Linked DNA regions of Homo sapiens: region 1 is linked to region 2. Evidence: read pairs that join two places in POLR2A ChIA-PET (ENCODE). Cell type or tissue: GM12878. All regions are shown on one strand.

The links. Peaks named below come from ENCODE experiments on the same cell type or tissue, not always from the same donor. Only the 100,000 strongest peaks of a DNase experiment are listed, where the experiment ranks them.
Region 1: POLR2A ChIA-PET joins it to region 2 with 7 read pairs; 2 of 35 experiments call an interaction of 5 or more read pairs at or near these places.

What each region holds. Positions count from the first base shown.
Region 1 is chr4:48,741,920-48,744,419 of GRCh38, reverse strand. All of the region lies in intron 1 of FRYL (FRY like transcription coactivator), which reads left to right. Among named protein-coding and RNA genes, the nearest start is that of FRYL, 37 kb to the left of the region's middle. In GM12878, no CTCF peak of the experiment used is centred here; no DNase peak of the experiment used is centred here.
Region 2 is chr4:48,812,956-48,815,455 of GRCh38, reverse strand. It overlaps a transcript of OCIAD1 not described here. Among named protein-coding and RNA genes, the nearest start is that of OCIAD1, 17 kb to the left of the region's middle. In GM12878, no CTCF peak of the experiment used is centred here; a DNase peak (open chromatin) is centred at 1,302; H3K4me3 peaks cover 715 bases; H3K27ac peaks cover 101 bases.

The sequences.
Region 1 (2,500 bases), 71 kb after region 2:
TTCCTTGTCATTTATAATGCCTGTTAGTTTCACAGGCTGACTGGCTTTCTTTCCTTCTTTTCTTCCTCTCTCCTTCCCCTCCTTCAACAATATATAATAGCTTTATTAAGCTGTAATTCATATACCATAAAATTCACCTTTGCAAAGTATACAATCCAGTGGATTTTAGTATTTTTACAGAGTTGTGTAACTATCACCAATGTCTAATTTTAGACCATTTATATCACCCCCAAAAAGAAATTTCTTACCCATTAGCAATCACCCCCCTCCCCTACTAATTCGTACTATTTCTATATATTTGGTCACAGGCTTTCTTAACATTCTTAGTAAATACATTTACTGACCTATTAATTACAGAAATTCATCTAGATGCTCACATAGGTTGTGTTAGGGTTCTGCAGAGAAACAGAACCAAAAATGTGTATGTGTGCAGTGCACACACATGTACACATGTATATGGGGGTGGTGGGAAGACAGGGAAAGGGAGAGTTGTTAAATTGTTAAATTTTTAAAAATTGGCCCAAGTGATAGTGGAGGCTTGACAAGTCAAAAATCTGCGGGGTAGGCTGGAGACCCAGGGAAGAGTTGTAATTCAGTCAGCTAGCAGAATTCCCCCTTCTGAAAAGGTCAGTCTTTCTCCATCAGGGCCTTCAACTGATTGGATGAAACCCACCCTTTTGGAGAGTAATCTGCTTTACTCAGAGTCTACTGATTTAAGTGTTAATCTCATATAAAAAATATCTGGACAGAAACATCTAGAATAATGTTTGACCAAACATGTGGGTACCATGGACTAGCCAAGTTGACACATAAAATTAATCACACAAGTATTCACTGAGATGTTTAAAGGTAGAAAAGTAGAAAGAGCATTGAATTAGGGAACAGGAGAATTACTTTCTGGTCTTGGTATTACCAGTGAGAGCTTTATCCATGGGCAAACATTTCTGGGCTGTAAGTTTCCCTATCTGTTAAACAAGAGGTTCAACTTGATCAGGTTTCCTTTCTTGAATTATTATATGGAAGCTTGATATTTAAACAAAAAAGCTTGAAAAAACAAGCTAAGTCATCTCTAAGCCTCTTTGAACTTATTGAACCCCTGTAATTGTTATAGTTCTGATTCTGGATTTGTGATTTTTAGGTGTGACGTGGTTTTCTAGGAAAAGTAACACCTAGATAAGAATTTAGTGAAAGGCTTGTAAATTCAGTGTTCTTTCTACTTTTCTGCCTTTGATTACATAATAGATTAGCATTGCCCTAATTCAATTCTCTTTCTACTTTTCTACCTTTAAACATCTCAGATTGTCTGAGTGTGGTGGCTCACACCTGTAATCCCAGCACTTTGGGAGGCTGAGTCAGATGGATCACTTGAGGTCAGGAGTTCAAGACCAGCCTGATCGACGTGATGAAACTCTGTCTCTAGTAAAAAAAAAAAAAAAAAAAAAAAAATTATCCAGGCGTGGTGGCGCACACCTGTAATCCCAGCTACTTGGGAGGTTGAGGCAGGAGAATCACTTGACCCCAGGAAGTGGAGGTTGCAGTGAGCCAAGATTGTACCATTGCACTCCAGCCAAACTCTGTCTCAAAAAACAAAAAACAAAAAAACAACAAAAAATCTCAGATTACCCTCCAAAAGGGTGGGACAAGTAAAATCACTCTTGGCAAATTGAAATTTCTGTAAACAATTGGTATTATGTGTAGTTTTAATGATTGGAGTTTTTTGGGGGCTAGTGATGGTACCTGAGAGCACTTTATTTTGTTCAGGCATGAATAATGCCTGAATTGGATTGTGCTAGTGCATGACTAATACTAAGAATGAATAGCAGTCCTGAGTTGGTCTGTTACAGTAGGGAATAACTGACAATATCAATCTATTTTAAATACCATAAAGATGATATTCAGAGCTGTGAGACTGGATAAGTTGGAGTATAGATAGAAAAGAGGTCCAGAGACTGAGTCCTGTGGCATCCAACATGATGAAGTTGGGAGAGTAAGAACTAGGAATGAAGATTGAGAAGGACTGGCCAGTGGAGGAAAACTTACACAATGTGATGTCCTGGAAGCCAAATGAGGGAACAGTTTCAAGGTCAACAGCATTTTATGTGCTAATTGGTTAAGTAAAATGAAGACTCCAAATTGTGTTAAGTAAAACTTCATGCTACTAAAAATTAACGTCAGACTTTAAAAGGTGCACAACATATAAAGTAAAAAAAATTCTTTCTCATTGAAAAAAGACAACTTTTCAGAGTAGTTTCAGGTTCACAGCAAAATTGAGAGGAGGGTACAGAGACTTCCTGTTTCCTTCCTGCTCCCACACATGCATAGCCTCCATTGTCAACATACCCCTCCAGGGGGGTACATTTGCTACAATTAATGAAGCTATATTGATACATCATTGTTACCCAGAGTCCATAGTTTACATTAGGGCTCACTCTTTGGTGTTGTACACTCCATGGGTTTGGACAAACTTCTAATGACATGTATCCACTATTATAGTATACAA
Region 2 (2,500 bases):
TTTCATGCAAATGAAGTTTCAAGACAATTACCTCCCAGCTATTTCTTGCAAATACATTGTCAATCCTGAGTCTTGTCTAGAGAGAAATCTTGCATCTGCCACTGTGTGAATTTCTTCTAGAAATAATTTATTCTTTTCTTTTTTTTGAGATGGAGTCTCACACTGTTCCCCGGGCTGGAGTGTGGCGCGACCTCAGATCACTGCAACCTCCGCCTTCTGGTTTCAAGCAATTCTCCTGCCTCAGTCTCCTGACTAGCTGGGATTACAGGTGCACACCACCACATCCGGGTAATTTTTTGTATTTTTAGTAGAGATGGGGTTTCACTATGTTGGCCAGACTGGTCTCGAACTCCTGACCTCATGATCTGCCCACCTCAGCCTCCCAAAGTGCTGAGATTACAGGCGTGAGCCACTGCACCCAGCCTCTTCTAGAAATGGTTTAAGAGGACTTCACAAATCCTGGACTCCCAGAATGTATCTTAATATATAGACTATTATTTTGAGGCATATTTTGTTCTTGTTTTCCTTTTTTCAGCAGAAGATGAAGAGAAGCATCAATAAAATCATGGAGCCCATGTGTCAGTATGAATATGAACCTAAGAAGAATCTATTAATACCTCTGAGATACTAAATCATATAAAGTTATAAAGTACCTAACACAGCATCCAGGACTTGGTTTGCATGCAGAAAATGTGAGTTCTTTTTTGTTTTTCTTGAAGATTTAAAGTACTAGAAAGGAGTTTGGAAAAGAGAGAGAGAGAGGTAAGCATAAAAGTGATATAGCCTATATTGTTAATTTAGAACCATTCCCGGTAAACTATTGCAAATAATTTGTCTAACTTTGTAATTAAAATTTAAAACAAAAAGTTTATTTTTAAGGGGAAAATAGGGCTTCCAGTGATCATTATTCCAGCTCTAATCGATGCTGTTGTGTAAATTATGTTATTTTTGTTTTTGCCTTAATTCCAGCTCTATCTCCAATATTCTGAGTATTGCATTCAAACACCAATCTGTCTACTTTGTTATAAATATGAAGAGTCAGCTCTCAGTCAAAAGTTAGAGGAGAGTTTTTTCCACGTCTAGGTGACTTTATAATTTCACTATAACAAATATTTGAAAAAAAAAAAAAAAGGCTTTCTGAATAGCCATACTCTGCTTTTCTTTCTTGGACAGTTTCATTTTCAGGCAGAGGCAAGGATTAAAAAAAAAAAAAAAACCCCTCCACAGGAGGTGACCCTTTCTACAGTGCTCCTCATGCTGTCAATCAAACCGAGAACCATCTGTCCCTCTTTAGATTTCAGGAGCCATCTTGCACATCTGCTGTGCCTTTTCTATTGCCACTTATAGAACACACTAAGAGCTGTTAGATGAATTAGGGGAACCAGAGTGCAGCTGCATGTAGCTGGTTTGAATTTTGCAGCTGGGTCCTACACATCAATCTCAGTCTTAAAAAATTTTTTTAATGAGATTAGAACTACAAAATTATTTATTTATTAATAGTAACTTCTAAGAAAGTGGGTCTTAAATTTTTATTCTCTGAAAGTTTAAAACATATATTTTTACAACTCTCACCAAATGTTTAAAATTCAAGCCAACTGTAACATTTAAATAGTTATTCACGAGCTCCTCTTAAGAAAAAGTGTCACATGAAAAAAAGTTTTTAAAACTTTGACATAAGCCAAATACTTTCTGATATAGAAGTAAGTTTGATGCCTGTTATAGAAATGCTAGAAGTTTGCAGGCCACAAAACTAAAATATTAGCAGCTTTAGGCCAGTTTTTGTTTGTTTGTTTCCCCTTTGGGACAGGGTCTCACTCTGTCACCCAGGCTGGAGCACAGTGGATCTGATCCCCAGTTCACTGCAACCTCCACCTCCCCGGCTCAAGTGAGCCTCCCATCTCAGCCTCCCAAGTAGCTGGGACTACAGGCACATGCCACTACGCCCAACTAATTTTTGTATTTTTTGTAGAGACGGGATATCACCATGTTGCCCAGGCTGGCCTCAAACTCTTGAGTTCAGGCGATCCACTCACCTCCGCCTCCCAAGGAGCTGGGATTACAGGCGTGAGCCACCACCCCCAACCAGTTGCTGCAGCATTTTCATATGCCTGTAGGATAACACTTACCACATCACAATTGTTTGTTTACCTGTTTTGCCCACAATACTGATTCTTACAAGTAAAGGGAACCCCCACACCATATCAACAGTATCACGTATACCAGACTCTTTCAAAAATGTTTCATTAAATGAAAAATCATAATATGTAATAGAAAAAGTGTTGCGATATTTCTTGAAAGATGCAATCGGAATTCCACAGGCTCTTAACTTGACATCCATCCCGCATCATGCCAGATAGAGGTCATGACAAGAGCCTGTGGAATTCTTCTGCACCTGTACCCGTATAGTATGTTTTCCTCTATGACACACACAGCTCTTCTGCCTGTGCTCCTATCCAAGACCAGCCCTGTACTTGAGAGGTAGATTCCATCCTCTCTCACC